Linked DNA regions of Homo sapiens: all the other regions are linked to region 1. A link is an interaction called in ENCODE POLR2A ChIA-PET data of the cell type or tissue named here. Cell type or tissue: HepG2. All regions are shown on one strand. Each heading gives the region's core, and the rest is flanking DNA. Links, peaks and the distances in the headings are about the cores only. Region 1 holds the start of QPRT (quinolinate phosphoribosyltransferase). Region 2 overlaps LOC105371168 (a long non-coding RNA gene). Region 3 holds the start of LOC105371168 (a long non-coding RNA gene).

What was found. Peaks named below come from ENCODE experiments on the same cell type or tissue, not always from the same donor. Only the 100,000 strongest peaks of a DNase experiment are listed, where the experiment ranks them.
Region 2: POLR2A ChIA-PET joins it to region 1 with 13 read pairs; 10 of 35 experiments call an interaction of 5 or more read pairs at or near these places.
Region 3: POLR2A ChIA-PET joins it to region 1 with 13 read pairs; 9 of 35 experiments call an interaction of 5 or more read pairs at or near these places.

What each region holds. Positions count from the first base shown.
Region 1 is chr16:29,674,087-29,684,875 of GRCh38, forward strand. It overlaps QPRT (quinolinate phosphoribosyltransferase), which reads left to right and starts at 5,094. Exons shown (of 4, transcript NM_014298.6): 1 at 5,094-5,124. The coding sequence starts at 5,112. RefSeq lists a silencer at 162-456 and enhancers at 1,910-2,179, 2,598-3,099, 3,100-3,599, 5,138-5,639. In HepG2, for the core only: no CTCF peak of the experiment used is centred there; DNase peaks (open chromatin) are centred at 2,195, 5,045, 5,525 and 6,215; H3K4me3 peaks cover 2,060 bases.
Region 2 is chr16:29,600,833-29,611,621 of GRCh38, forward strand. It overlaps LOC105371168 (a long non-coding RNA gene), which reads left to right. Exons shown (of 2, transcript XR_950984.3): 2 at 1,556-2,823. It also overlaps the pseudogene SMG1P2. Among named protein-coding and RNA genes, the nearest start is that of MIR3680-2, 7.0 kb to the left of the region's middle. RefSeq lists enhancers at 4,662-5,383, 5,384-6,105, 6,222-6,451 and a silencer at 5,804-6,044. In HepG2, for the core only: no CTCF peak of the experiment used is centred there; DNase peaks (open chromatin) are centred at 2,119, 2,879, 3,999 and 5,169.
Region 3 is chr16:29,588,736-29,599,524 of GRCh38, forward strand. LOC105371168 (a long non-coding RNA gene) reads left to right here and starts at 9,056. Exons shown (of 2, transcript XR_950984.3): 1 at 9,056-9,087. MIR3680-2 (microRNA 3680-2) reads right to left here and starts at 10,530; the gene lies at 10,444-10,530. It also overlaps the pseudogene SMG1P2. RefSeq lists a silencer at 6,577-6,966. In HepG2, for the core only: no CTCF peak of the experiment used is centred there; DNase peaks (open chromatin) are centred at 5,772, 5,976, 6,706, 6,846 and 1 weaker place; H3K4me3 peaks cover 1,765 bases.

The sequences.
Region 1 (10,789 bases), core at 1,401-9,400:
TTTGGGGCAGGGCCATTAGACAATGGAAACTCAGGTTATTTTGGAGACAATCAACTTGCTCCCAAAAATGAGCTGCAAGCAGGTGCCTGTGTGCTCAGCCCAGTCTGGAGCTCAGAGCCTGCCTGCCCCACTGCACCATCACCAGCCCAGCTGAACCAGGGTCCCAGGCAAGCCGTACAGGCTCTGCGTTGGCCTTGGAGAGAACCGCCGACTCCCCCGAGTTGCCTGAGCTCGGCCTGAAGCCAGCCCTCCCCACGCTGGCTCACAATAAATGCCTTGACTTCCCGCCAACTCTTCCTCAACCATTAAGATTCAGCTCAACTGTCACGGGCTCTGTGCAGCTGCCCTCGCTGCCCCACCCCACGCAGACTTTGTGTTCCTTCTCCACTCCTGCAGCACCCCTTGCGACAGCATGAATAACCCGGCTGTAGTGATGTGAGGGTGACACTCATCACCAGTGTGTGAGCCCCTCCAAGGCCACATGTCCTCTTTGTGTTTCCAGAGCCCAGGGCCCAGCATGCGGTAGCTACCTAGTATATGTTTACTGAATGGAGGGATGAATAAATTCATGCACAAAGAATAGTTTTATTTATTTATTTATTTTTGAGACAGAGTCTTGCTTCTGACACCCAGGCTGTAGCGCAGTGGTGCGATCTTGGCTCATTGCAACCTCTGCCTCCCAGGTTCAAGCAATTCTCCTGTCTCAGCCTCCCAAGTAGCTGGGATTACAGGCATGCGCGCCACCACGCCCGGCTAATTTTCTATTTTTAGTAGAGACGAGGTTTCAACATGTTGGCCAGGCTGGTCTCGAACTCGCGACCTCAGGTGATCTGCCTGCCTTGGTCTTCCAAAGTGCTGGGATTACAGGTATGAGCCACCGCGCCTGGCCTTATTTGTTTATTTTCATAAACAAATTTCTGTTGCCCAGGCTGGTCTCAAACTCCTGGCCTCAAGTGATCCTCCTGCCTCAGCCTCCCAAACTGTTGGGATTACAGGCACAAGCCACAGTGCCTGGCCCAGTTCTGTCCTTTGAGTTGACCTGGTCATCCAGGAGGATGTTCTGAGGAAGTGTGAAATGATAATATTATTCTAGCCCACGCTGGATACAGTGGCAGTCTGGAAGGTGAAAGAGGTTGGGTTTGAAATAGATTTATTGGCCAAGTGCAGTGGCTCACACCTGTAATCCCAGCACTTTGGGAGGCCGAGGCAGGAGAATTGCTTCAGCCTTTAAACATGGCGAAACCCTGTCCCTATTAAAAATAAAAAAGTTCGATGGGCGTGGTGGCATTCACCTGTAGTCCCAGCTACTCAGGAGGGTGAGGCAGGAGAATCACTTCAGCCCTATAGGTTGAGGCTGCTTTGTGCTGTGATCATGCCAATGCACGCTAGCCTGGGTGACACAGTGAGACCCTGTTTCAAAAACAAAAACAAAAACAGAATAGAGGCCTGGAGCTTGAGAGGGAACTCAGGATAGAAGATATAGATTTAAGAGTCGGCTGGATGCAGTGGCTCAAGGCTGTAATCCCAGCACTTTGGGAGGCTAGGGTGGGTGTATCACTTGAGGTCAGGAGTTCGAGACCAGCCTGAACAACATGGCGAAACCCCATCTCTACCAAAAATAACAAAAACTAGCTGGGCATGGTGGCATGCGCCTGTAATCCCAGCTACTTGGGAGGCTAAGGCAGGAGAATCACTTGAACCCGGGAGGTGGAGGTTGCAGTTAGCCGAGATTGTACCACTGGATTCCAGCCTGGGTGACAGAGTGAGACTCCCTCTCAAAAAATAAAAATAAAAATAAATAAATAAATAAATAAATAAATAGTGATACAGATAGATAGATACATAAATTATATCATTCACTGGGTAGATTGAGAAGAGAGCTGTAGAGAGAATCTGAGTGTAATAGTCAGGGCAGGCTAACTGCTGTAAGAAACAGTGCCCCCACATCTCAGCGGTATAACTCAAAAGAAGTTTTTTCCTTCTTATGACAGTCAATTCCTGACATCTGGAGCATGACCTTTCACAACATTATTCCGGGACCCAGTCTCCTTCCATCTAGTGGCTCTGTCATCCTCCTAGGGCCTTGGAGTGGTCTGCTTTTGACCAGCTAATGGGAGGGGAGAGGCAGAATAGGATCCTGTGAAGACTTCTAGGGTCAGGTCTGGAAATATCTTTTGCTCACACTCCATTGGCCAGAACAAGACTGCCTCAGTGCAGAGGAAGCTGGGAAATGTAGTTTAGTAGGGTACCCAGAAGGAAAAGGGAAACAGTCTCTGCCACACTGAAGCAACACCAAAATCTGAGGGTTGGATGTAGGAAGAAGCACCTGCAAAAGATAGAAAAGAGCCTTTAAGAGGATCACCTGAAGCCAGGAGTTTGAGACCAGCCTGGGCAGCATAGCAAGATCCTATCTGTACAAAAAATAAAAATAAAAAATTAGCCTAGGGTGGAGGCATGCACATACAGTCCCAGCAACTCAGGAGGCTTGGGGCCAGGAGTTTGAGGCTGCAGTGAGCTTTGATTGGGCCACTGCACTCCACTTAAGCCTGAGTGACAGAGCAAAACCCTGTATCCAAAAAAAAAAAAATTAACCAGGAGAAAAATGACATTTGGAGATCCTGTCTCTAAAGAAAAAAAAAGCTCACTGCATAGCTCACTGCAGCCTCAGAAACAGGCCCAGGACTGAATCAAGGCCAGCAAGGTGCTGGGGTGATAAGCGAGCCCGACTCCAGCCTGGCCAACACGGTGAAACCCCTTCTCTACTAAAAATACACAAATTAGCTGGGCATGGTGGCAGACGCCTGTGGTTCCAGCTACTCAGGAGGCTGAGGTAGGAGGATCACTTGAGCCTGGGGCGTGGAGGTTGTAGTGGGCCAAGATTGTGCCACTGCACTCCAGCCTGGGTGACAGAGCAAGACCCTGTCTCAAAAAAAAAAAAAAAAAAAAAAGTGAGCTGGAGGATGAGGCCTCCCTAAATTTTGTGCCTTGGGTGTCTCGATCCGTCACGCCAGCCCCAGTCCCGGCAGTCAGGTGCGGCAGAGAAAGCAAAGGGAGAAGGCTGGGAAGATGCAAGTGAATTTAGCGACTAGCAGTCCCTGTGAGCAACTGTAGCAAGAAGGGTTTCCAATGAAGAAAGGAAGGCCCTGGGCCAGGCGCGGTGGCTCATGCCTGTAATCCCAGCTCTTTGGGAGGCAGAGGCGGGTGGATCACCTGAGGTCGGGAGCTCAAGACTAGCCTGACCAACATAGAGAAACCCCGTCTCTACTGAAAAAAAATACAAAATTAGCCGGGTGTGGTGGCGCATGCCTGTAATCCCAGCTATTCGGGAGGCTGAGGCAGGAGAATCGCTTGACCCCGGGAAGCGGAGGTTGCAGTGAGTCGAGATCACGCCATTGCGCTCCAGCCTCGGCAACAAGAGCGAAACTCCATCAAAAAAAAAAAAAAAAGGAAGAAAGAAAGGCCCTGGCAGTTCTTGGACAGGAACTTGCCTGAAGTCCCAGTCCCGGTGACTGGTGGTTTCCCCACTTTCTGGTTCAGAAGCTGGGCTCTAAGCTGTCTGTGCCCTTAAAGTTCCTTGGAAAGAGGGAAGGGAAGGGAAGTGGATATTAGGTGAGTTCCTACTCTGTTTCATTTGCAGAGTTTTCTCATTGATTCTCAGTTGGACCCATGAGGTAGATGTTATGCCATTACATTTTTTTTTTCTTTAGAGACAGGGTCTCTCTCTGTCACTCAGGCTGGACTGCAGTGGCACGATCACGGCTCACTGCAGCTTTGAACTCCTGGGCTCAAGTGATCCTCCCATCTCAGCCTACAGGTGTGCACCACTGTACTTAGCTAATTTCTTTTTCTTTTTTCTTTTTTTGGGAGAGATGGGATCTCTGTATGTCTCTATGATGCCCACACTGGTCTCAAACTCCTGGCCTCAAGCGATTCTCCTGCCTTGGCCTCCCAAAGCACAGGGATTACAGGCATGAGTCGCTGTGCCCAGCCTGTTATGCCGGGTTTTTTTGTTTTGTTTTGTTTTTTGAGACAGAGTCTCGCTCTGTCGCCCAGGAGTACAGTGGCATGATCTTGGCTCACTGCAAGCTCCACCTCCCGGGTTCACACCATTCTCCTGCCTCAGCCTCCCGAGTAGCTGGGACTACAGGCGCCCACCACCACACCCGGCTAATTTTTTGGTTTTTTAGTAGAGACGGGGTTTCACCATGTTAGCTGGGATGGTCTCGATCTCCTGACCTCGTGATCTGCCTGCCTCAGCCTCCCAAAGTGCTGGGATTACAGTCGTGAACCACTGCATCCGGCCTGTTATGCCGTTTTTTAAATTAATTAATAAATTTATTTATTTATCTTGAGACAGAGTCTCACTCTGTCACCCAGGCTGGAGTGCAGTGGCATGATCTCGACTCACTGCAACCTCCACCTCCGGGGTTCAAGTGAGTCTCATGCCTCAGCCTCCTGAGCAGCTGGGATTACAGGCGGCCGCCACCATGCCCGGCTAATTTTTGTATTTTTAGTAGAGATGGGGTTTCGCCATGTTGGCCAGGCTGGTCTCAAACTCCTGACCTCAGGTGATCAACCTGCCTCTGCCTCCCAAAGTGCTGGGATTACAGGCGTGAGCTCCTGTGCCCGGCCCTGTTATGCCATTTTAAAGCTAAGGAAACTGAGGCACAGAAAAAGGTAAAAAGGTACTTGAGATCAAAAAGGATGGAGTTAGGATTTGAACCCAGGTCCAGGGCCCATGATTTTCCCAGCACACCATCCAAAATGCCTGCCTGCCCTCACCAGGGAGCACATGCTTACATTCACAGCCTTGGACCCTGGGTTAGGGCCAGGAGGGCTGGGTGTTGGGTGAGAACAGGGCCTCGGGCTCCTTCACTGGCTGGGGCAGGGCTTCTGAGTTCCCCATCAGAGCCCCTCCTCTGACTTTCAGGGCCTGCTGAGGAATCTGCAGGCCTGGCAGAGGACAGGAGGGAGGCTTGGGGAGCCTGGGAAGGGCCGGCTGACAGCTTGATGGGCCCTCCCTCCCTCCACAGTCCCACCCCCAGCCTGGGGCCTCTGGGAGCCTTGGTCCTGAGCAGCCAACACACCAGCCCAGACAGCTGCAAGTCACCATGGACGCTGAAGGTAAAGGGACACTCTCTCTGCCATGTCCCTGCACCCATCCCCCCACTGCCTACCCCTGCCCCCACCCTGGCTTGTCTCAGCCCCTTGTTGCCTCCTCTGGAGTCATCTCTCCTCTGGTCCCGCCATCGACTCCCTTACCTACCCCATGTCCCTGCAGCCTTGCTCAACCCCCAGAGGCCCCTTCTCACTCTTCTTTCTCCTGTGTTGAGTCCCCAAGGAGCTCTGGGGAAGGAAGGGGCTTAAGCCCTAGAAAAGGGCAGGGTGGCCTGGAGGAGGTGGCGTCTCCTGGGGGCAGTGGGGGCCGGAAGTGGGAGGCTGGTTGGGGGAGCAGCATGGACTTCTGCTCTCGCTGGTAGCTCGGGAGAAGCAGAGACAAAGTCCTGTCCCTTCTGCAGCTGGGTGGGGGAGGGGGCTTGAGTCCCGTGATTCCCTGCCTGGAGGGAGCTGTATGCAAACTGTTGGGGTGATCAGTCCCAACCCCCAACCATGAAGTCCGGTGGCAACAAAGGAATGAGAAAAGACAAGTTAAGATTTAAAGCAGCCCCAGGGGGCCAGTTGCTAAAGTGAAGGCTGCAGAGCCCTGGTTGCCTGATAATTTATTGAGTACAATCTTTTGATCTAAGAAGCAGATGGTACGGGGTGAAACGGTGAAGGTGGGGGTGTGCGCGTCATTTGAAAGATGTATAGCCGTGGTGGTTTATGTGAATTTCCTTTAAGCTCAAAGCATATGTCTAACTACTAAGATAATCTTTTTTTTTTTTTTTTTTGAGACGGAGTCTCGCTTTCCCCCAGGCTGGAGTGCAGTGGCGTGATCTCGGCTCACTGCAAGCTCCGCCTCCCGGGTTCATGCCATTCTCCTGCCTCAGCCTCCCGAGTAGCTGGGACTACAGGCGCCCGCCGCCACGCCTGGCTAATTTTTTGTATTTTTAGTAGAGACGGGGTTTCACCATGTTAGCCAGGATGGTCTCATTTCCCAACCTCGTGATCCGCCCGTCTCTGCCTCCCAAAGTGCTGGGATTACAGGTGTTAGCCACCGTGCCCGGCCAACTAAGATAATCTTTAACTTATTGGGCTGCAGCTGGTGGGAGTGGGTTTTACAAGGAGCCAGGATGTCTGGTCACATTCCAACGCTTCAAGGAAGTGTTTCAGCCCAGAGCATTCTGTGTAAAGCCGCAGAGCAGGTCATGTTCACTGGCCTGGGGACACAATGGCAATAAGGAGGTGATTCTCCTCAGAGGCCCCCTATGGTGTTCCATAGGTGTCCTACACAGGGGTGGCTGACTAAACTGGCGCCCCGTAAACCCTTCCACCAGCACAAACCCAGGGGTCCATGCTCTACGCTCAGAAGGCTCCACCAGGGATGGGGCTGTGTGACCATGGGTGGGTCCTGGCTTCTCAGAGTCCCGTTTTCTTCCATCTGTAAAATGACAATAATAGTTCCCTGCTCTGGCCCGCCACGGTGGCTCACGCCTGTAATCCCAGCACTTTGGGAGGCTGAGGTGGGTGGAGCACTTGAGGTCAGGTGTTTGAGACCAGCCTGGCCAACATGGTGAAACCCCGTCTCTACTAAAAGTACAAAAATTAGCCGAGTGTGGTGGTGCGCACCTGTAATCCCAGCTACATGGGAGGCTGAGGCAGGAGAATTGCTTGAACCCCAGTGGCGGAGGTTGCAGTGAGCTGAGACCAGGCCTCAGCACTCCAGCCTGGGCGACAGAGCGAGACTCCATCTCAAAAAAAAAGGAAAATAAATAGTTCCCTGCTCAGAAGGTTGTGGGGAGGACAGAGGATGGGAGGCACAGGTGCTTAGACCCTCCTCCATGTTTGAGGTGCCTGCTGGCCCCATACACCCGGTCCCTCTGGCTCCACTGTGGAACCAGCTCTCAGGGGTCCCATGCAGGATGCCACGCCAAACACCTTTCAATCTCCATTGTGTCTTTCTCTTTTGAAACAACGCCGACCTGGATGTGAATCCTGACTGCCACTCAGCAGCAGTGGAAACCCTGGCAAGTTTTGTAACCTGTAGAAGCCCGTTTCCACATCTGGACAATGGAGTTGGTGGCACTGGTCTCACGGGGTTGTAATGAAGATTAAATACCTTAGCAGATGTCAAGGGGTCTCGACCTGATTCCTTCAGAGCCAGGATTCTTTACTGAGGGATCAGGGATGGGCTCTGGGGGAGTTCATGAACCCCAGAATTTGCAGGTGAAATTGTGTGTCTTTGTGAGAACACGGTTACGCATTTTTCTGGGAAGGAGATCCATAATTTTCATCAGATCCAGATTCTTTTTTTTTTTTTTTTTTTTTGAGACAGAGTCTCGCCCTGTTGTCCAGGCTGGAGTGCAGTGGCATGATCTTGGCTCGCTGCAACCTCTGCCTCCCGGGTTCAAGCGATTCTCCTGCCTCAGCCTCACGAGTAGCTGGGACTACAGGCATAAACCACCATGCCCGGCTAATTTTTGTATTTTTAGTAGAGATGGGGTGTCACCATGTTGGCCAGGCTAGCAGATCCAGATTCTTTTTTTTTTTTTTTCGAGATGGAGTCTGACTCTGTCACCAGGCTGGAGTGCAGTGGCAGGATCTCGGCTCACTGCAACCTTCACCTCCCAGGTTCAAGTGATTATCTTGCCTCAGCCTCACGAGTAGCTGGGACTACACGTGCTTCAGGCACTTGCTGCCATGTCCAGCTAATTTTGTAGTTTTAGTAGAGACAGGGTTTCACCATGTTGGCCAGGATGGTCTCGATCTCTTGACCTTGTGATCTGCCTCCTCGGCCTCCCAAAGTGCTGGGATTACAGGTGTGAGCCACCGCACCCGGCCTCTTTTGTTTTTTAGACGGGGTCTTGTTCTGTCACCCAGGCTGGTTGGTGTGCAGTAACATAATCATAGCTCACTGTTTGTAGCCTCCAACTTCTGGGCTCAAGTGGTCCTCCTGCCTCAGCCTGTGGAGTAGCTGGGACTGCAGGCGTGTGCCACCACACCTGGCTAATTAAAATAAATTTTTTTTTTTTTTAGAGATGGGTTCTTGCTGTGTTGCCCAGGCTGGTCTCAAACTCCCAGCCTCAAGCGATCCTCCAACCTCAGCCTCCCAAAAGTGTTGGGATTACAGGCATGAGCCACCGTGCCTGGCTCAAATCTTTTCATATGTGAACATCTCAGCATGTTTTCTTTCTTTCTTTTTTGAGATGGAGTTTCGCTCTTGTTGCCCAGACTGGAGTATAATGGCGTGATCTTGGCTCACTGCAACCTCTGCCTCCCAGGTTCAAGTGATTCTCCTGCCTCACTCTCCCAAGTAGCTGGGGATACAGGTGCCCACCACCATGCCCAGCTAATTTTTTTGCATTTTTTTTTTTAGTAGAGATGGGTTTTGCCGTGCTGGCCAGGCTGGTCTTGAACTCCTCACCTCAGGTGATCCACCCACCTTGGCCTCCCAAAGTGCTGGGATTACAGGCGCAAGTCACTGCGCCCAGCCTCATCATGTTTTTTTCTTAAAAGATAAAGACTTTTCTTTTTACTACAACCACAATACTATTGTCAAAACTAAACTTTAAAAATTTCCTTGGTGTTATCAAACATTCAATGTCCAGATTCCAGTGGTTTCATAAATAGCCTAATTTGCTTTTAGTTTGTTTGAATTAGGATCTAAGTAAAATCTACACTTTGTGATTGGTTAGTATGTTTTAAGAGTCTTTGAAACTTTATTTTTTTGATTAAAAAATGTTTAATTTAGAGATAGGGGTCTCACTATATTGCACAGGCTGGTCTCAAATGCCCCAAAGTGCTGGGATTACAGGTATGAGCCACCACACCTGACTGATTCTTTTTTTTTTTTTTTGAGATGGAATCTCACTCTGTTGCCCAGGCTGGAGTGCAGTGGCGCAACCTCGGCTCACTGCAACCTCCGCCTCCCAGATTCAAGCGATTCTCTCACCCCAGTCTCCCGAGTAGCTGGGATTACAGGCGTGCACCACCACACATGGATAAATTTTGTATTTTTTTAGTAGAGACAGCGCTTCACCATGTTGTCCAGGCTGGTCTCGAACTCCTGACCTAAGGTGATCTTAGGCCCACCTTGGCCTCCCAAAGTGCTGGGATTACAGGTGTGACCACCACGCCCAGCCAATATGTGGTCTTATGAGAGCATTGGTTCTTTTTTTTTTTTCCCTGAGGCAGGGTCTCACCCTGTTGCCTAGGCCAGAGTGCAGTAGCTCCATCATAGCTCACTGCAGCCTCCAACTCCTGGACTCAAGGGATCCTCCCACTTCAGCCTTCTGAATAGCTAGGACTACAGGCGTGTGTCACCATGCCCAGCTAATTTTTAAAATTGTTTTTGTAGAGATGGGTTCTCACTATGCTGCCCAGGCTGGTCTCAAACTCCTGGCCTCAAGCGATCCTTCTGCCTCGGCCTCCCAAAGTGTTGGGATTACAGGCATGAGCCACCGCCCCTGGCCGAGCATTGATTCTTGATCCTCATGTGCATCTGAGTCACAGAGCAGGGTGGGGGCTGGCTCTTCCCCAACCTGGATCCCTGGAAACTACCCCCAGAGATTCTGGTTCACTGGGTTGGAATGGGCCTGAGCATCTGAAAGTTTGAAAAGCTCCCTGTGATTCTGGTGTGCAGCCCAGGCAGAGGCCCCACTGTGTCCACTTCTCTTGAAAGGAGTGGTTCACACCAACACCCCCACTTCCCTACCTCCCGTGCGCTCCTCGAGCATGACAATGTGGCTTCTGCCCCCGACACATGGCACAAAAACCGCTCTGGCACAGGCCTCACAGTTGCTAAGTGCAGAGCCCCATCCTCAGTCTTCCTTCTATTTACTTCTGCTCACCTCCCAAAACCCTCTTCTCCTTCCCAGGTACCCACTCCTGATGATGCTTCTCTTTTTGTTGGACATGCCCTGTGGGTTCTTTATCTTATTATTTTATTTTAGAGACCGTGGCTTGCTCTGTCACCCAGGCTGGAGTGCAGTGGTGCAATCACAGGTCACTGCAGCCTCCAACTCCTGGACTCAAGCCGCAGCCTCCCGAGTAGCTGGCGAGTAGCTGGGACTACAGGCGTGCACCCCCATGCCCAGCTAACTTTTTCTTTTTTTCTTTTGTTTTTTGAGACGGAGTTTTGCTCTTGTTGCCCAGGCTGGAGAGCAATGGCACTATCTCGGCTTACTGCAACCTCTGCCTCCCAGGTTCAAGCGATTCTCCTGCCTCAGCCTCCTGAGTAGCTGGGATCACAGGCGCCCACCACCACGCCTGGCTAATTTTTGTATTTTTAGTAGAGACGGGGTTTTGCTATGTTGGCCCCGGAGTTCAATTTTTGTATTTTTAGTAGAGACGGGGTTTCACCGTTTTCACCAGGATGGTCTTGATCTCCTGACCTCGTGATCCTCCCGCCTCGGCCTCCCAAAGCGCTGGGATTACAGGCGTGAGCCACCGCGCCTGGCCACGGCAGCATCTCTTCTGAACTCCAGAGCCATTCCCTACCACCCTCTGGGCACCACCATCCACATCTCCTGCTGCCGCCTCAGCCTTAACCTCTGCAAAACCAAATCCGTTCTTTCTCTCGAGCTCTGCAGAAGCTAAGCTGTTTCACCAGGCCACGATTCAGGAAACGCTTTGGGATTCAGCTTCTGTTCTTGTGAAATGGGAAGAATCCCTGTGGTGAGCTCCAGAT
Region 2 (10,789 bases), core at 878-8,877, 74 kb before region 1:
AGCCCCCACCTTCTCCACCGACAGACAGCCCCCACCATCTTCACCGACAGACAGCCCCCACCATCTCCACCAATAGACAGCGCCCACCTTCTCCACTGATAGACAGCCCCCACCATCTCCCGTGTCATCCCCTGGGGGGACTTGTAAAAGCAGTGGTCGGGGAGCGGGATGGAAACCCAGAGCTTCTGATCAGGCAGGTCGGGGGAGAGGGAGACAACACATCTGCACAGAACAAGGTCCCAGGGAGGCCGGCGCTGCTGGTCCAGGGAGCACCCCCCAGCACAGGCGCGTGCTTCCCTGATGGACACGTCACCACCCCTGGGCTCCAGAAAATGAATGTCTGACCCAGTGACCCCTGTCCTCACCCAAGGCCAACCTCACCCCAGAATGGGCTGGAATGCTGAGCCTGCCCATGCCAGCTCCAGATCCACCCACCTCCCCACCATTGCTGGCCACAGAGAGAGGTCAAAGTGGTCCAGAAACCCCAAGGAAAATGAAGCAGTTCCGGGGCAGGGAAGCAAAGGCAGTGTTTCCATTTTTTTTTTTTTTTTTTTTTTTTTTTTTTGAGACAAAGTCTCGCTCTTGTCGCCCAGGCTGGAGTGCAATGGTGCGATCTTGGCTCACTGCAACCTCCACCTCCTGAGTTCAAGCCATTCTCTCACCTCTACCTCCCGAGTAGCTGCAGCCTCTGCCTCCGGGGATCAAGTGATTCTCCTGCCCCCTGCCTCAGCCTCCTGCCTCAGTAGCTGGGATTACCGACACCTGCCACCACGCCCGCCTAATTTTTGTATTTTTAGTAGAGACAAGGGTTCACCATGTTGGCCGGGCTGGTCTCGAACTCCTGACCTCAGGCGATCCGCCAACCTTGGCCTCCCGAAGTGTTGGGATTACAGGCGTGAGCCACCGTGCCTGGCCAGGATGGTCTGCTTATAATGGCTCAATTTTGATGTCCAGTCTCTGCAGAGCACAAGGCCCCCGCTTTGGGCCAGACATACAGATGTCCCTGGGCAAGAACAGAGATGATCCCAAGGCCCTGGCCCCACCTGTCTGCTCAGTGTTGAATCAGGTTTCTGTGAAAACAAATTACTAACAGGCTGGTGTCACATTTTCAAATTCTGTCACCAGCCGTTGAACACATGTCTTTGTACTTTTTTCCATTTTTAACCGGGGCTGAGTTACGCCCAACCACACTGTCCTGGCTGGCACGGGGGAGGAGGTGTCAGCTGCTGTCCAGAATGGGGCTGACACATTCATTTTAAACAGGCCAGGAAGATGCAGATTTGGCAAGCTCTGAAATTTGCCGACACCCCAAGTCAAGGGTAAGCAGGAGAACCGGAAAAGGGCAGCTTCTCATGTAGTCAGGTTCTCCTGATGCAAGCGTCCTGGTGGATTTGGGTTTCCCAAGGGTCCTGACTCCAGGAGACCCCCAGGACCGACAGGAAGGGCCACCCCTCCCTCTGAAACTCTGAAGCCAGGCCACCCAGTGCTGAAATGCTGTGTGAACTCGGGCAAGTTCCTTTGCAGGGACTGAGCCTCCCTTTCATGTCTCCAACAGACTGGAACACTGCCTCCCGTTGCATGGGCGAAATACCTCGCGGACATGTCTTACGGCGCCCCATGAAAGCATCACCATTAATCTGACCAGTCACTGCAGCATGAGTATCTTCAGGGCACAGATGAAGCCATGGGCACCAGTGATAAGGAGTTGCCACTGCTGGCTAAGTGCGGAGCCTCACACATCTGTGGCCCAGAAACCCATACCCCACTCCAAACCCTCTATAGCTCCAACAGTTATGCTAACAAGAAAAAGGAGTGAAAACCCGCTCCAGTCACGGTATTGTGGAGGTGGAAGGACACTTGTGGCAGCCAATCCAACACCTCCATTTTATAGCTGGGGTAAACATAGTTCAGAGAGGTTGTCCCACTTGCTGAAAGTCACACAGCAGTTCCTGGGCGGCAAAGTGAGGACATCCAGGTCTCCTAAATCTCACCCTCGTGCTCTGCCCACTTAACTAGGCTTTTCAATCCTGGCTGTCAAAGAGAAGCACCAAGTCCACTTGGGCTCCTGGCCAGCATCCAGGCCAGTCCAACTCAACAGCAAGCGGAAGCAAATACCACACAATGAACTTGTTGAACAGACTCTGTGCTCAGGCTTAACCAGTGCACAGCCTGTACACCCGACAGGCGGATGCAGCTGTTCCAAACTAAGGCCAGGGCCTCTCCCCAATCCCGATGGGCTCTGCAGGTGCAGTGATGGAAGAATCCCTGGTGACGGGGAGCCCTTAGCTCTGAGCAGGACCTGAAGCCATCTCAGGGCTTGCACCGGTCCAGATGCTGCTGCACAAGTGCTCCAGGGGCTCCTGCCCTGCCCTCCTCACTTGCCCCCTCACCTGTCAGGGATGTTTGATTCCTGGCTGGCCCCTCCCCTACCTGACCCCTGCCAAAGACCTACGCCACCCCAGGCTCCCAGCTCTGAAGCAAACAACCAGAGAAGTCAAGCGCCTGGCTCCGGGCCACACAGCTTGAGGGACTCAGAGCTCCAGGGACAGTGCCCGGGCCCTGCTCAGGCCTTCTGCAGAGGCTCTGGGCTCTTCCAGTTGACTCAGCTCACAGGGCCCCTACACAGTACCAGGTGAAGACACAGCCCCAAGAACCCTCAGGGTCTGAAGCCACACATGTGAGCCGTGGGCAGAATCCTGCATTGGCCTCCAGCAGCTCGAGAGCACAGGGACAAAGCTGGACTGGCCCCGGGGTCACCGTGGCCTTGGTTTTGTAGCAGCTGCAGTTTGAGCACGTACACCAAAAATAAAATTCTAAGCCCCGTAACTGACTGAAGGGACCACTCCTATTGGCCAAAGGGATATTCCAAAGTTAACCTGAAAAACGAGCTCAGGTCATGATGGGAAGAGGGGTCACACAGGCCTTGTTATACCCCCTCCCTCTGGAATTCAGGTACAGCTGACCAGCACTAACATTCAAACACAGATCTTGGCCTGGCTCAGTGACTCATGCCTGTAATCCCAGCACTTTGGGAGGCTGAGGTGGGCAGATCATGAGGTCAGGAGTTCGAGACCAGCCCGACCAACATGGAGAAACCCCATCTCTACTAAAAATACAAAATTAGCCAGGCATGGTGGCGGCAGGCACCTGCAATCCCAGCTACTTGGGAGGCTGAGGCAGGAGAATCTCTTGAACCCGGTTGCAGTGAGCCGAGATCATGCCACTGCACTCCAGCCTGGGTGACAAAAACAAAACAAAACAAAACACAATATTGGTCTCCACAACCTCCTGTCTTACCCAGATACTCCTTTCTATTGATTCCAGGTCTTTAGCTAATAACTCTTTCAACCAATTGTGAATCAGAAAATATTTTGCCAGGCACGGTGGCTCATGCCTGTAATCCCAGCACTTTGGGAAGCCAAGGTGGGTGGATCACCTGAGATCAGGAGTTCAAAACCAGCCTGACCAACATGGTGAAACCCCCGTCTCTACTAAAAACACAAAATTAGCTGGGCATGGTGGTGCATGCCTGTAGTCCCAGCTACTCAGGAAGCTAAGGCAGGAGAATCACTTGAACCCAGGAGGCGGAGGTTGCAATGAACTGAGATCATGCCACTGCACTCCAGCCTGAGTAACAAAAGCATCTCAAAAAAAAAAATATATATATATGTATATATATGTGTATATATATGTATATGTGTATATATATGTGTATATATGTGTATATATATGTGTGTATACATATATATATATATATAAAAAGAAAAAAGAAATCTTTGAACCCACTTGTGACCAGGAAGCCCATCCCTGCCTTGGAGTTGTCCCGCCTTTCTTGGCAGAACCAACAAATACCTTTCATGTACTGACTGATGTCTGCCTGTAACTTCTGTCCTTGTACAAGGTATGAACTCCAGCTGTGGCCCAGCCCCTGGGGCACATGTCCTCAGGGCCTCCAGGCCTTGGTCCTCACATTTGACTCCGGATAAACCTCTTCAAATATTTTACAGACTCTGGCTTTCTCGTTAACAAGCAGCTCACACATATAGTGTCTCAGCAGTGACAGATGCTGGCCCACCCCGAGGTCAGGATGACTCAGCAGGGATTGAGTTTGCGGGCGTCATGCTCCAAGGCCCGGAATAGGAGGTTGGTGCTCATTCCTCACATAGTGGGCAAATCCTAGGGCAGGGGAGGGGGGGCAATGCCAGAGAATGGTCCCCACCTGGGGCGGTCTGACGGCCAGAGATGCAGAGAAAGAGACGCCTCCCACGCTCCTGGAGGGCAGGTGCTGTGGCCACCCCGGAGGGTCCGCCTTCCAGAGGGAGAGTTCAGGATTTGGCCACAATCAGGGAAGGAGGCACTGGGGGGGGGCCCTCCTGTTGGAAAAGGGCAGCGGCAGGAAGGGGGTGCTGCCACAGGGCCTCTGGGGAGCGCGCGGGCACACAGTACCAATCTGCGTGCATACACATGCCCTGTCCCTGCAGATGGGCCACGCAAGGCCTGCCCATGGCCAGCCATCCAGGTGATGCTCCAGGGAGGGCCAGGCCTACTTGGGGGCAGAACCCTGTGGCTGTCCAGGATACCTGGATGTGAGTCTGGGAAGGATGGAGAAGGGTGGAGGAGTGCGAAGGGCCCCTAGGGGTTGCTGGGGAACACAGATGAGCCTCTGACCCACCTGTGTCCTTACCTGGGCCGACTGGGCCACCCAGTCTTGCTGACACCTCCCCAGACCCCTGGCACCCACCAGACTCCCCAGGCGTGGCTGTGTGCTCCGCTATGCCTGATGACAAACAGTGGCCTCAGTGTAGAGGTGGGCACTGTGGCCCCTGGCTCCTGGCTCGCTCCTGCCTCAGTTTCCCCAGCTCTAAATTGGGGATTATCACTGGCTTCAAAGGCTGGAGTGGAAAGTGGTGGCCAAGAGGTGCCAAGAGGTGGTGCAAGCATGTGCCCTACCTTGGACACCCCTCTACAGGGGGTGGCTCTCACCCTGGCCTGGGCCCTCGGGGGTCTGCGCAGCCCACTCTTCTGTGTGAAGGCGGCTGGTACACTTTCCTGGGCAAGATTCTGCACATTCTGCTGGATTATGAAAGAGGTCTGTGACCCAAGAAAAAAGGGTCAGAAGTGCCCGTTAGGCTCTCCTGTGTGGCTCAGGTCATGTGCTTCTGTGAACTCCCCCTACGGCCTTGCCCCGAATCCCGTGATGCAGCGTGACCTGCCCAGGCGCCGGCGGCACTTTCATGTCTGGCTGGGAAAGTCGGATTTCAGCACTAATCACTGGCTGCCGCCTGCAATGAGCCCACGGCTTGAGCTCTGGGGCCCACCCAGCTCCTTAAACATGCAGAACCTTTGCTAGCTGAGCCAGGGTCCCAGCTGTGCGGGGTTGGGGATGGAGGGGTGCAGGGATCCCAAAACCCAACCCGGGGCCAGGTTTTACACAGGCCTGGACTGAGAAGTGGGGCTACAGGCTACAGGTGCTTGATACCCTGGGGGGGCCCTGGAACAGGCCTGGACTGAGAAGCGGGGCTACAGGTTACAGGTGCTGGATACCCCAGGGGGGTGCTGGACACCCCAGGGGGGCAGATAGAGGCAGCCAGGCAGCCTGAAGACCCTGGGGCAAAACACACACAGGCCCCCTCTGCTCTCTGGTCACTGCTAACTGGCCAACTGGCCTTTGAGTCCACTGACCACAGCTAAGCCCACAGCCATCAAAACCCACCCCTTACACCCTTCACCCTTTAGGGAGGGGCTCAGAGACAGTTGTGGCGATTCCTACTTCCACCCACAGCCCCCCGACCCTGGGCCTGTGCCGAGTGTGGGTGGGTGACATCATCTCGCACCCAGAGCTCCAGACTAAAGGAAACCCTGGCTCCTGTCTCTGGCTCTTCCCTCCCTCTCTTTGTTCCCTTGCTCCTTCCTTCTTTTTGCCAAAGGAGAAGATAGTGAGGCTGAGGGCTGCTCAACGTGCACAGTGAGCAGGAGATACAAGCATGTGGAGGGACGGTCACAGCCCATGCAACTGGCACCTTCACACGCGGAGGCCTGCGATTCCCAGACACCTGGCGCTGGGGCAAATCCCATTCCACAGCCAGAAACAGGCTCGGCGGGGCCAGGTGGATTTCTCAAAGCCTTGGTTGCTTTTGGCCTGATGCTAGCTGGACAATGTCTCAGCTCACAGGTTCCTAAACGCACACCCGCCCACACCAATCTGCTGAGGAGTGACAGCCATGGGGAGGAGACCCACCTCACTCCAGGGACCCTGGCACCGTCTCCCATGAGGCCAGGTGTCCTCAGCCACCCGCAGCCAGAGTCCCGCGAGACCGACGGACGGCCTGCCCCTGCGTGACGGCACGCCTGGGACTGTCCCAGCAGGCTCCCATGCTTCACCCAACTGCGACAGGGAAACAGGAGGGGGCTACTTCTGCTTTCAAGGCATGGAGGAGCTGTCTGCAGGCCACTTCCCGAACACCTATGCGCTTGGGGAACTGACTGAGACTGAGCCGGGGTATCTTCTCCACGATGCGGTGAGCCCATCAGGCCCTTCTTCTGAGAGCACCTCCCTGGAGGTGGAAGCCCCTGAGGCCCACAGCATCTTCTGAACCTGTGAGCTCCCACTTATTTACTGAGAGCTCACCTGGGCCAGTGCCGGTCCACGGCTGTGGCCGGGACTTTGAGTAGATGCTACCCTACTTGCTATGCAGAGCCAGCTGGGGCCCAGGGAGGTCAGATAACTGCCCAAACCAAATCCAGGCCCAGCCAGAATCTCAACTCCAGCCTTTGCGCCTTCTGATAAAACCCAGCATCGCTTGAATTTCCAGTACACGCTGCCAAGTCTTCGTTAAGCAATAAATAACCCACACAACCCTACTGTCATGACAAGTTCCATATGGCCATCCAGAAAGAGACACATAGAGCTGGTTCCTCTCACCTTTATGACCAGTGAAAAGCGCACCAACACGAAGACACGCGTGAAAGGACCTCATCTCCTAACCAGACTGACAAGCAAGGGATTTTTTCCACTCACCGTCAGTGGGATGGTTCTAAGCACCGAGGCCAACCCATTTCACACGATTATTTCACAAAAAGAAACTTTCTGTGGGACGTGCCTGGGCTACTGAAAAGACAGCCAGCAAAACTGAGAACCTTGTTCTCAAATCCGTACCCTCTCCCAAAGCAGCCTCAGAGGCCCGAGGGCTGAGGATCCAGACCCGAAAGCCACTGTACCTTCTGTAGGATCAGGCTCAAGGACTAAGGGGGTAAAAGGTGCCCTTTCCCTTCCTAAGCAGAAAATTCTGGAACCCAACCTTACGTGTGATCATTTAAAAAAAAAAAAAAATCAGCTGGGTACACTGGCTCACACCTGTAATCCCAGCACTTTGGGAGGCCGAGGTGGGCGGATCACCTGAGGTCAGGAGTTCGAGACCAGTCTGGCCAACATGGAGAAACCCTGTCTCTACTAAAAAATGCAAAATTAACCAGGCATGGTGGTGCATGCCTGTAATCCCAGCTACTCGGGAGGCTGAGGCAGGAGAGTCGCTTGAACCCGGGAGGCAGAGTTTGCAGTGAGCCGAGATCATGCCATTGCACTCCAGCCTGGGCAAAAAGAGCGAAATTCCGTCTCAAAATAAATAAATAAATAAATAAATAAATAAATAAATAAATAAATAAAATCACTTTCTATGGCTTTTCACTGCTCCAGGAACAATGTCCACAGATAAAACGCCCAGCCTCTCCTTCACACCCTGGAGCGCCCATCCTGCCCACTGGTCCGGGCTCCAGGCTGCCCCCTGCACCTGTCAGAAGTCCCCCTACAAGGGCAGGGTCTCCCTTCCTGGGACATCCACTGCCCTTCTCCGAGCTGAAGTCAGAACGACCTGAGAATCAGCTTGGAGTTCTACCAGCCTCAGCCAAGCCCACCTCTGCGACAGCACTCCTTTCGAGGGGGCACCAGCTGCAGGGAGTCTGTCCCTTACAGACCCGTGACCCCGTGACAGATGAATAAAGTACAGACACACAGATATTCTGCTCTGCCAGTCCAGCTGAGGGTCCCAGCCGCTTATAGGCTCCCTGCTGAGTCCTGTAAACAGTTGCTACTTGGCCCTGATCAGCTAGTCAGACGCGCATTTATTCAGTATGATTAATTAACAAAAGCTTGAGTCAACACCATTAGAGTGTAACAGACATTGTGGACTTCCCGAGTAAAAAGCATTTAAGCACCCAGGGTCTTAAGATTATATGAGTAAACAAGCTAGCTAGGTAAACTACTCTGCCTTTCTTTTATTTCTATGTTTATTTGTTTAACTAAAGGTAAAGGGATCAGGCCGCCTTCAGCCAGAGCTAATTACCAAAGTTATGCCAACTTCTCGGCCTTCCAAGATTTGTGTCTATTTCTATAACTATCTCTAATATCTTTCCCACCAGAATGATTGAACCCCAACACACCTCCGTCTCTCAGCAGGGTCTGCCTGTTCAGAGAACACAACTTCTCCTTCTTGCCTTACACACAGGGGCAAGAATAGGTTCACCCTTGCAGAGAGCACATCCCTTTCTGTTACTGAAAATCACTTTCCAAAAAAAAAAAAAAAAAAAGCAACACATACACACATACTCACCACATACACAGGTGGGTCAGAGAAAAAAAACAAGTACAAATGGCTTAGGGACATGAGAAGTGTGGCCCTAACTTTCGCTGAAAGGGATCCTATTAACATTAACCCTCACCTCTGGGTCAGAGAGGGTTGGCACTCTACAGCCTGCCTTGAGGCTTTACCTACTGGGACCAAAAGGACTGCTGGAAAGCTATTTTAGGCCGGGTGCGGTGGCTCAAGCCTGTAATCCCAGCACTTTGGGAGGCAGAGGCGGGTGGATCACCTGAGGTCAGGAGTTCAAGACAAGCCTGGCCAACATGGTGAAGCCCTGTCTCTGCTAAAAATACAAAAAATTAGCTGGGCATGGTGGGCACCTGTAGTCCCAGCTACTCGGGAGGCTGAGGCAGGAGAGTCGCTTGAACCCGGGAGGTGGAGGTTGTAGTGAGCCGAGATCACGCCATTGTACTCCAGCCTGGGTAAGAGCAAAACTCCATCTCAAACATAAAATAAAATAAAAATAAATAAATAAAAATACTTTTTAAAGCCCTATTACCACAAAATAAATCCAGGAACGTGTGACTTGGTACAGCCTCTTTGGAAGGCACATTAGCTATTACATTAGAATCCACACCCCGCCGGGTGCGATGGCTCATGCCTGTAATCCTAGCAAATTGGGAGGCTGAGGCACATGCCCGTAATCCTGCACAGGCAGGAGAATTGCTTAAAACCAGGAAGCAGAGGTTGCAGTGAGCAACGAGCCTGGGCGACAGAGACAGACTCTGTCTCAAAACAAAAACAAAAACAAAAAACAAAAAACCACATAACCTTTTCCCATTTGCACAAAGCTGGGAAACCCCAAATGCCCTCCACAGGGGTCTACGGGGGGTCAGGGGGTGGGGGCGGTGAGCACACTTGTTCCTGCCGACACAGGGAAGTCTTCTTAGCAGCTAAAGAGGGCAGCCTCTGCGTACCGCCTGGGAACATGGCAAAACCATTTTAGGCTTAAAAAAAAGGTGGAGAACAAGTTGTACATTATGATCTTTTAAATAAATAGGCCAGCGATATATTTGTAACAGAAGCAGCTCTGGAAGCGTACACTGTCAGCCACAGAAACTCTGGGGCTGGGGGGTGGTAAAGGAGGAGAAATGTGTCACCCAGGCAGGAGCTTAGTGGCACCATCTTGGCTCCCGAGTTCAAGCAGTTCTCCTGCCTCAGCCTCCGAGTAGCTGGGACTACAGGTGTGCGCCGTCACGCCCAGCTGATTTTTGCTTTTTTTTTTGAGACAGAGTTTCGCCTTGTTGCCCAAGCTGGAGTGCAGTGGTGCGATCTCAGCTCACTGCAACCTCCACCTCCTGGGTTCTAGTGATTCTCCTGCCTCAGCCTCCCGAGTAGCTGGGATTACAGGTATCTGCCACCACACCTGGCTAATTTTTTGTATTTTTAGTAGAGATGGGGTTTCACCATGTTGGCCAGGCTGGTCTCGAACTCCTGACTTCAGGTGATCCGCCTGCCTCGGCCTCCCAAAGTGCTGGGATTACAGGCATGAGCCACAGTGCCTGGCTGGTTTGAATTTTTAAATGATGATGAATTCATGTATGACTGATGTGATTTTTATTAGAAAGAGAAAACTAGGCAGCGCCCCATCCTATGTCTCCTTCCTGGTGGCCAATGAAGCATTTCCCACAACTCACTCCTGGCACCAACAGGAAGTCAGACACTCAGCACCCAGGGGCTGCTTTTTTTTTTTTTTTTTTTTTCTTTGAGACAGGCTTGCTCTGTCACCCAGGCTGGAGTGCAGTGGCAGGATCTCAACTCACTGCAACCTCCACGTCCCGGAGCATGCCTCAGACTCATAAGTAGCTGGGATTACAGGCGTGAGCCACTATGCTCAGCTAATTTTTGTATTTTTAGTAGAGATGGGGTTTCACCATGTTGGTCAGGCTGGTCTCGGACTCCTGACCTCGGTAGATCTGCCCATCTTGGCCTCCCATAGTGCTGGGATTATAGGCGTGGGCCATCACACCCAGCCAACAGGGATCCATTTTTTAAAGGTAAGAGTGCAGGCTGCATAAGCTATTATCCATGTCGTTACATACCAGGCGGACATGTACCTAGGCGGGAGGGAGACTGAACCAGTGAAATTCTAATGACAAAAAAAAGAAATCAGAGTCATCCCTTACATTCACATGTCCAACGCCCAGCTGGAA
Region 3 (10,789 bases), core at 2,036-10,035, 85 kb before region 1:
CAAAATGGGTTGGGGAGTCCAGGCACGGTGTCTCACTCCTGTAATCCCAGCACTTTGAGAAGCACAAGGTGGGAACTTGAGGTCAGGAGTTCGAGACCAGCCTGGCCAACATGGCGAAACCCGGTCTCTAATAAAAAATTAGCCAGGCCTGGTGACATGCACCTGTAGTCCCAGCTACTCGGGAGGCAGAGGCACGTGAATCACTTGAACCCAGGAGGTGGAGGTTGTACTGAGCCAAGATCGTGCCACTGCACTCCAGCCTGGGAGACAGAGTGAAACTATGTCTTTAAAAAAAAGGCGGGGTGCAGTGGCACACACCTGTAATCCCAGCACTTTGGGAGGCCGAGGCAGGTGGATCACCTAAGGTCAGGAGTTCATGACCAGCCTAACATGGTGAAACCCCGTCTCTACTAAATATAAAAAAATTAGCCGGGTGTGGTGGCACATGCCTGTAATCTGATCTACTTGGGAGGCTGAGACAGGAAAACAGCTTGTACCTGGGAGGCGGAGGATGCAGTGAGCCAAGATTGCACCATTGCGCTCCAGCCTGGACAACAAGAGCAAAACTCCGTCTCAAAAAAAAAAAAAAAAAAAGTTGGGGTGAGGGGAAGGTTCAACTTAAAGATACGATTACTAACTGTTTCATAAGGAATGACTTATTTCATACTGGAGTAGGAGTTTGACACCAGCATGGGCAACATGGGGAGGCCCCATCTCTACAAAAAAATAAAAATAAAAAATTAGCGTGCCAAGCATGGTGGGTCACACCTGTAATCCTTGCACTTTGGGAGGCCAAGGAGGAAGGATCACTTGAGCCTAGGTATTCAAGACCAGTCCAGGCAGCATGGCAAAACCCCGTCTCTACAGAAAACAACAAAAAAAAAGTAGCTGGGGGTGGTGACATGCACCTGTGGTCCCAGCTATTGGGAGGGTGAGGTAGGAGGACTTATTGAGCCTGGAAGATGGAGGCTGCAGTGAGCTGAGATGGTTCCACTGCACTCCAACCTGGGCACTGGAGTGAGACTCTGTTTCAGAAAAAGAGAGAGGAGGCCAGGCATGGTGGTTCATGCCTGGAATCCCAGCACTTTGGGAGGCCAAAGCGGGTGGATCACCTGAGGTCAGCAGTTCAAGACCAGCCTGGCCAACATGGTGAAATCCCATCTCCACTAAAAACAGAAAAATTAGCCGGGCATAGTGGCATGCACCTGTATTCCCAGCTACTTGGAAGGCTGAGACAGGAGAATCACTTGAACCAGGAGGTGGAGGTTGCAAGTGAGCTGAGATTGTGCCACTATACTCCAGCCTGGGCAACAAAGTAAAACTCTGTCTCAAAAAAAAAAAAAAAAAAGAGAGAGAGAGAGAGAGGAAAAATAAATAAATTAGTCAGGTGTGGTGGTATGCACCTGTGGTCCCAGCTACTCAGGAGGCTAAGGCGGGAGGATTCCCAGAGCCCAGGAAGTCAAGGCTGCAGTGAGCAGTGATTGCACCACTGCACTCCAGCCTGGGCAACAGAGCAAGAGCATATCTCAAAAAAGAGGAAAGAAAAGAAAAGAAAAACATAAAAACAAACGTTCCTTTAGTTTTAATTTTTATTTTTTAGTTTATTATGGCCGTTTTACTCTCCCCCAAGTAAAACAGCCATGCACAATTTGCTGAAATTTTCCTTAGTGTACTTTGAAATCTGTGGAACAGAACTGGCAATCGCTAAATTCTATTTGACTCTAGTTCCATTTAATATTAGACTGGTGTGAAAGTAACTGCGGTTTTTGCCAAAACCGCAATTACTTTTGCACCCACCTAATAAGTATAAAATATGTAACTTCACTTAATTTTATCCTTTATGTATTTCCCTATATTATGTACCTATGGACATCAAACTTAGTACAGACTGATAAAAGGCTGAACAGACAACTCTGGTTTCAAAAATCCAGCTTCTCACAACATCAGACATACTAGTATACAGCTTTTCTAATTTCACAACACATTTCCATTTTTTGGTCTTTCACAATAGAGAAGATGTGTATACTTTTGAATACTCTGATCTGTCTACAATCTACCAAAATTGGAAGGTGTTTTTATTATACAGTTTCATCCTTTTAGAAATATACAAAGATCCTAAGTTTGGGCACAGTAAGACACTCAATATAGATCTACTACTAAACAAGTAAGACCAAGTACATAATTAATGTCCTAACACCCCCAGTGGAGAAGTAAAATCTACTTGTTTTCTGTTGACTTGAATGCCTTCTCTTCTTTGTTGAATTAATCAATCTACTTGACTCCAATGTCAAATTAATCAATGTCACTTTAGAATATTAAAATGTACAATTATGAATTACACATTTAAAACACATCATTCTGATCTCTGTCTTGATTGATACTAGAAGATTATCTTCCAAACTAAGGTGGAAAAAATGACAGACTTTAGCTATTGGCAATGATAGGTCATTTTTTTAGGGAAGAGGAGTAAAGAGGGCAACCTCCATAGGTCAGATATCCCTTTGTTCTAAGAAGCCACCACCTCTGTTTCTTCATATGAAAAAAACCAGAGGCATCCAGTGGTTCCCAAAACCTTCTCAACTTTACGCTTGAGGAACCCACAGATTTCAAATAATACAACTGACCTAAGACCACTCATTTGTTTAACCATTCTTTTTTTAATTTTTTATTTTTTTTTTTGAGAAGGAGTCTTGCTCTGTTGCCCAGGCTGGAGTGCAGTGGTGTGATGTCGCTCACTACAACCTCCGCCTCTCAGGTTCAAGTGATTCTCCTGCCTCAGCCTCCCGAGTAACTGGGATTACAGGCATGCACCACCACATCCTGCTAATTTATTTATTTTTTTTTTTTTTTGGAGAGACGGGGGTTTCACCATGTCGGTTGGCTAGGCTGGTCTCGAACTCCTGACCTCAGGTGATCCACCAACCTCAGCCTCCCAAAGTGCTGGGATTACAGGCGTGAGCCACTGCCCCCAGCCTGCTTAACCATTCTTAAATGTCGGGTGCGGTGGCTCACACCTATAATCTCAACACTTTGGGAGGCTGAAGGTGGGCAGATTGCTTGAGTTCAGGGGTTCAAGACCAGCCTGGGCAACGTGGTGAAAACCCCATCTCTATAAAAAATACAAAAATGAGCCGGGCTGTTGGCAAGCGCCTGTAGCCCCAGCTACTTGTGGATGCTGAGGCAGGAGGCTTGAGCCTGGGAGGTCGAGACTGCAGTAAGCCAAGTATCTGTGCCGCTGCACTCCAGCCTGGGTGACCACAGCAAGACCCTGTCTCAAAAAAATTGACAGAAGAGTTGACTGAGAGCACAGTGAATGAAAAGGAAGACTATAAGCCAGTGCCATATAAATGCTTACTGTTGGAGGTATGCTTCTATGGAACACGGGTTTGCTCTCTTGCCATATGACATTCACGTATTCAGCCACCTGGAACACTTCCTGTCTGTATGTGTGAAGTATCATGTGTGGTCAAAATTGACTCAACAGTCATTTTCCACACCAACTGGCAAACTAACACTAAAAGAAATCAACAAGTATTGCTTTTTCAAAAGCCTAAATCGGCTGAGTGCGGTGACTTACACCTGTAATCCCAGCACTTTGGGAGGCCAAAGCAGGCGGATCACCTGAGTCAGGAGTCCAAGAACAGGCCGGCCAACATGGTGGAATCCCGTCTCTACTAAAAATACAAAAATTAGCTGGACGCCTGTAATCCCAGCTACTCAGGAGGCTGAGGCAGGAGAATTTTTCCCTGTAAGCGGGAGGCAGAGGCTGCAGTGAGTCGAGATTACACCACTGCACTCCAGCCTGGGAGACAGAGCAAGACTCCATCTCAGGAAGACAAAAAAAAAAGCCTACATCAAGGAAAACAGAACCAAAACACCAGGGACAAAATGGTACATAAGAGGCAAAAAAAATTTTCACCAAAATTATTCAGATGAACCATAATAAATGTGCCTGCATCTGAAGATGTTCTAAACCTTCATTTAAGCAAGAAGCAAGATCAAGATCCGTTCCGTCAGTTACCTGGAGTCTGTCATCTTTCTGAATAGGGGACAGAATCACCTCAAATTTAACTAATAAAAATTTATGACTTGGCAAACACCCCAGGTATTTTTATTGACTAACAAATCAGCTATGACAATCTTAGCAACAAATCAAGTTATGCTATGGGGTATGTCCACACTTTCCTGTTCCCTCTACAACAGGAGAAAATCAAATCTTTCCAACATCCTAACAAACTGTTACTCCCTGTAACCAAATGTATCACAGTATCGTCTACCAAGGCGTTACATCCTGAAACTTTCCTACAAAAAGCACAGCTTCAAAGAAACCTTGCAAGCTTTCTTGTAAGCTCCTCCCTTCCCACATCGCCCCTCCCCAGAGCCAAGAAATAAAGCACTTGAAAGAAACAACATGGATAATATTTATTAATAGCTTATGTACATATTCCATAACTACATAAGCCATTTGGCTTCATACCTGTCAGCAATGAAGTCAGCTGGCCCTAGCACGTGGCTGCGACTCTTCTCTATTTATTTAGAACTACAAACTACAATTTACACTTTACAAAAGCTGTAGGACTATTTGGGAAGGCACTTTATTCTTCTAAAAGGTTACTAAATTCTCTTAAATACTTATACTGATCACAATACTGAAAAATAATAGAAAATCCATTGTCATTCATTTACCACCTGATTTGTTAGATGCCAGATAATCAAATTTCACACATTTCAATAAAAAGGCAAAACTAAGCATGTCAATCATAGGAAGAAAAATACTTAACTAATTTTATTTAAAGCACTCACAAACTCTTAAGTGGTACAAGACAAGTCAACGCTGTTTATCGAACAATATTTTTTTTTTACGACTAAACATCTCAATTCTAGACTCAGGCACTAATTATTAAAGTCATCTAGTTATATACACCAATTCTCAACAGACACAGTTTTTTTTGGAAAGGCATATTAAACAGACTAAGATGTGTACTACCCATTAGCCAAAGATAATTTTATTGATTTTTCTAATGAGTCTTCAAATGTTACATTCTAACATCTTAGCAAATTATTTCCAAATACTGCTGGAATTACATGTAACTATCAGGAAACAAAAGGGCTTCTCAACAACTTGTGCGTTCTACATTATCTGGCCAGTTTCCGGACAATTATAATACAATTGTGCTCCAAAGTAGGAGAGTTCCATGAATCAATTGCCCCTAAAATATATTTCTGTATATTTAAGGAGTTCTAAGCATTGGGTTAAATTCCAAACAGACTCTGAATACAAGCATTTATTTAGTAAGAGAGGTTAGAATAAATCAATCCTAAATTAGGCACAGCTGCCCTCCCCCCATTGATCAAAAAGACAGGAAATTACATTTATTTAAAAAGTTAATGTTCCTAATATATTCAAATCTAACTAAGCCCCAAAACGGTCTGAGATCAAATCCTCCATAAAAGAGGAAATTCTCTAGACTTCTAAGTGGGTGCCCAAAGAGTTCACTCAAGTGTCCAGGTATGAATTACGATTCACCAGAGTAACCGGCCTTGCACTTAGGGAAAACTTCCATCGCCCAAGACCAGAGTGGGTCGATCCCATCAACAGTCACACAATCTCATCTCATGCTCCACTAATGAATGTTCTGCCTAAAGTCAGAGCAATGCCTTGGCTGGAGTTTTGTTTTGGTTTTTTCAATATTACCACGTGGGGGTCACAGAAAGGGAACAGAGGTTACAAGAGCTCTCACGTGGCGGCTGAAAGACTGGGGAACCGAGAAAGTGAATGAGTAACAGGGAGGGTCCTGGACTCTCAGGATCTCCCAACTCGGGGTCAGGGGGAGGCGGTAAGTGGAATGCCCCCCCACCACCCCCGCCTCTTTCTCACCTCCTGGTCCCGACCCTAGGCCAGTGCCACCGCCGGGAGCCCCGGGTCTCGGCTTCAGCCCCAGGCTGAACATGCAGGGAGGGGAGAGGCACTTAGGCCTCGCCTCCCCGTGGCCTTCCTCCCCCAGCCGGGGCGGAGGAGAACCAGGAAGCCGCGCCCGGCTCCGGTGGGTGGAGGGCCTAGGCCGCGCCTCCCAGCCCCGCGGCCCTAGGCCTCGGCCCGCCCGAGGCGGAGCCCGGGAGGTCGGGGCGGGGTCCCGGGCCGGTCACCCACCTGGGTTGCCAGTCATTCCAGCTCCGCGAATAGTTGGTGCCGCCGCTGCTCAGCCGAGACCCCGGGGCTCTGCGGCTCATTACCTTCCCCGACACGACATGGCCAAGCGCCGCCGCCCAGAGAAGCGCGAGTCGCCGCCCGAACCGGCCGCTGCCGACACCCCGCTCCGGCCCGGGGCTGAGGAGGAAGCCGAGGAGGAGGAAGAGAAGGAGGAGGAGGAGGAGGAGGAGGAGGAGGCGGCGGCGGAGGGCGGGGTAAGAGGACGGCCGTTCCGGGTTCCGCCTGAGCCCGCAACGCAGAATGAGGAGGCGGGAGCGGCGCGGTGAGAGAGAGGCGGATGAAGGGGCGCCGACTTCTCTTCCAGGGCCATGCGCGGCCCACGACGCCGGGGCCCCGGAGGACGAGGACGACGAGGAGCAGGCGGTGGCGGCAGCTCCCCACGCTCACAAGGCCACTGCTTCCCCGCCTCCCGGCTCCGCCCGCCGCGCCGCCACTGTCGCACGGCATGCTGGGAGCGAGAGGCGGGGTCGGCCCCGCCGGGCCTGGGGAGAGAGGCGGGTCCTGTCGGCGGGGCGGGGCCGAGAGAGGCGGGGCCGATAGCAGGCCGCCCCGCCCCCCACGGCCCCAGGCTCTTGGACGGCGAAGAGGTCTGGGCGTAGTAGTGACGAATCCTAAGACAAGGGATCTCCACTACTGCGGCCACACACTTTTCTCCCAAACGCTTCCCGGAAAGCACCGGAGGGCTGGGCAGTCAGGTGTAAACAGGCGTCCAATCAAGGACCTGCAGTGTGGGTGGTGGGGGCTGGTGCCCTGGGGTGCGAGCGCACACAGGCGTGCCCTTGGTTTCACGTGCGCCAGTTTTCCCACTTTCTACGGGGGGGAGTGGAAAGTGAAAATAGTAAGATCGAGAGGTGGATATCCACCTTCCCAACCTCCACCTGAAATGTGCCCATCGAGTCCTAGCACCTTTTACCATTTCTTCCCAATGAAAAAAACTAAACGATGTAAGGGAAGGGAGTACCCACGACCACCAAACCCTGTCCTCTGCAATGTGAAATGTGCTTTGAAGTCCTCTCACCCTGAGGCTTGCCCGCCTTCTGCTGGTGAAAGAAGCTGGGGGCTAGGCGCGGTGGGTCACGCCTGTAATCCCAGCACTTTGGGAGGCCGAGGTGGGCGGATCATCTGAGGTGAGGAGTTCCAGACCAGCCTGGCCAACATGGAGAAACCCCGCCTCTACTAAAAATACAAAAATTAGCCGGGCATGGTGGAGGACGCCTGTAATCCCAGCTACTTGGGAGGCTGAGGCAGGGGAATCGCTTGAACCCAGTAGGCCGGGGTTGCAGTGAGCCGAGATCAGACCATTGCAGTCCAGCCTGGACAACAAGAGTGAAACTCTGTCTCAAAAAAATAAAAGAGAGAGAGAGAAAGCAGGGAGGGAAGAAAAAGGAAGGAAGGAAAGGAGGGAGGGAGGGAAGGAGGGAGGAAGGAAGGAAAGGAGGGAGGAAGGAAGGAAGGAAAGGAGGGAGGAAAGGAAAGGAAAGGAGAAAAGAAAGAGAAGGCCGGGCGCGGTAGATCACGCCTGTAATCCCAGCACTTTGGGAGGCCGAGGCGGGCAGATCTCGAGGTCAGGAGATCGAGACCATCCTGGCTAACACGGTGAAACCCCGTCTCTACTAAAAAATACAAAAAATTAGCTGGGCGTGGTGGCGGGCGCCTGTAGTCCCAGCTACTCCGGAGGCTGAGGCAGGAGAATAGCGTGAACCCGGGAGGCGGAGCTCCCAGTGAGCAGAGATCGCTCCACTGCACTCCAGCCTGGGCGACAGAGCAAGACTCCGTCTCCAAAAAAAAAAAAAAAAAAAAAAAGAGAATCAGCTGGGTAGAGGAGACGTACCTGACCATCTACCCCATGACATGTCCCATGCCCCAGGGAAAAAAATTCCCTAAACCATCTGATGCATAAAGTGAATGCATACACATTTTTTAAAAGGTGGGCCAGGATGCTCCTTAAACAAGTGTCTAAACCTTATCTGCATAAGGAGTCTTAACCTATCATTTTATGTTGCAAAGAAAACGTCTTTATATATCGCTTGTGCAATTAAAAATTGTAACCAAAAGTACTTGAAGATTATGAGGAGTTGACACCTCCACACACATGCATATCCCCTCCACCTTGGGCTCCTTGCTTATGGCCACCAATCCCTCACTAAGGGAGGATCCTGCCAGTTCTAAATGATGGGGACTACAAAAATTACCCGGCGTGGTAGCGCGTGCCTGTGGTCCCAGGAACTCAGGAGGGTGAGGCAGGAGGATGACTTGAGTCCAGCAGGTGGAGGCTGCAGTGACCTATGATCCCACCACTGCACTCCAGCCTGGGCTGCGGAGGGTAGGGAGGGAGGGAGGAGAAGAAAGAGAAAAGGCAGGGCACCATGGATGGCTGACTCCTGTAATCCCAGCACTTTGGGAGGCCGAGGTGGGTGGATCACTTGAGGTCAAGAGACCAGCCTGACAAACATGGTGAAACCCCGTTTCTACAAAAAAATACAAAAATTAGCCAGGCATGGTGGCGCACACCTGTAGTCCCAGCTATTTGGGGAAGCTGAGGCATGAGGATTGCTTGAACCCGGGAGCCAGAGGTTGCAGTGAGCCGAGATCGTGCCACTGAACTCCAGCCTGGGTGACAGAGCAAGACTGTCTCAAAAAAAAAAAAATCATTTAGGTGAAGTGATTCATGCCTGTAATTACAGTGATGGGAGGCTGAGACTGGAAGATCCTTGAGCCTGGGAGTTATAGGCCAGCCTGAGCAACATAGTGAGACCCCCATCTCTACAAAAAAAAATTAAATTTTTTTTTTTCAGACGGAGTTTCACTCTTGTGGCCCAGGCTGGAGTGCAATGGTGTGATCTCAGCTCACTGCAACCTCTGCCTTCCAGGTTCAAGTGAGTCTCCTGCCTCAGCCTCCCAAGTAGCTGAGATTACAGGCACATGCCACCATGCCTGGCTAATTTTGTATAAAAATTTAAAAAATTTTAAAATTAGACAAGTTAGAAATTGCTTGAGCAACTGGACACAATCTCTGGTACTACCTTTCTTTTTCTTTTTTATTTTTTTATTTTATTATTATTATTTCTTGAGAAGGAGTCTCGCTCTGTCGCCCAGGCTAGAGTGCAGTGGCGCAATCTTGGCTCACTGCAAGCTCTGCCTCCCGGGTTCAAGCCATTCTCCCGCCTCAGCCTCCCGAGTAGCTGGGATTACAGGCGCCCGCCACCAAGCCCGGCTAATTTTGTTTTTTGTATTTTTAGTGGAGACAGGGTTTCACCGTGTTAGCCAGGATGGTCTCAATCTCCTGACCTCGTGATCCACCCGCCTCGGCCTCCCAAAGTGATGGGATTACAGGCGTGAGCCACCGCGCCTGGCCCTCTTTTTCTTTATTGGTCAAAATATTATCCAACTAGGCATATGGATGTGGAGGCATGCCTGTGATCCCAATTACTTGGGAGGCTGAGGTGGGAGAATCGCTTGAGCCCACGAGTTTCAGGCTGTGGTGAGCCATAATGGTGCCGCTGCACTCCAGCCTGGGCAACAGGATGAGACCATTTCTTAAGGGGACGGAAAAAATCACTCTGGCTGTGGCAGATTTCCTTAGGATAGATTCCGAGAAGTGGAGTTATTGGGGAAAAGGCTGTTAATGATTTTAAGTCTTTGGATACAGACTGTTAAGTTGCTTTCCAGGAAGTTTCTGCCAATGATAGTCTGATACTTTCTGTGTCCTCACACCACCCTTTGTCAACACTGAGTGTTTTTTGAGGGTTAATTATTTCTATGGGAGAAGTTAAAAAAAAAAAAAAGACAACAAAGAAATTGCTTCAGGTGGGGCATGCTGGCTCACGCCTGTAATCCCAGCACTTTGGGAGGCTGAGATGAGAGAATCACTTAAGCCTAGGAGGTGGAGGTTGCAGTGAGCCTAGATCGTGCCACTACACTCCAGCCTGGGCAACAGAGTGAGACTCCATTTCAATAAAATTAATCAAATGAATCAAACGTGAGCAACTCTCATAACTTCCAACATTTTTTTCTTCTTCCTGTTGGTGGTTCTGCCTCTCTGGCTCCATTAGGATTTCCCTACTCCATTTCAGTCATGGGAACCGAGTTTCTGTTCCTGAAACACACCAAGCCTTTCTGGCCTCTGGATTTTTGTACTTGCTGTTCCCGCCATCTGGAATGCCTTCCCTGCATTTGTTCCCATCAGGGTTGGGACTAGCAAAGTGACAGGGGATGGAGTTGCTGAGGGTGCAAAATTTAAGGAGGCACCTACTCCCAGGGTCATGCAAAAGCCAACTTTGCATTTGCACAATCCTGTGAGTGAGTCCCTCCTTAAATTTGAGGCTGTACTGTAATCCCAGCTACTCAGGAAGCTGGGGCAGGAGAATTGCTTGAACCTGGGAGGCAGAGGTTGCAGTGGGCCGAGATCCTGCCTTTGCACTCCAGCCTGGGCAACAGGGCGAGAATCCGTCTAAAAAAATGAGGCTCTAGACACCACATTTGCCCTACTCTGGCCCCTGCCCTGATTTTCCTGGCCTGTCTCATCTCCAGACAGGTTTGCTTTGACCTCCCTGCCCATAAAAGTTGGCCAGTGCCCTT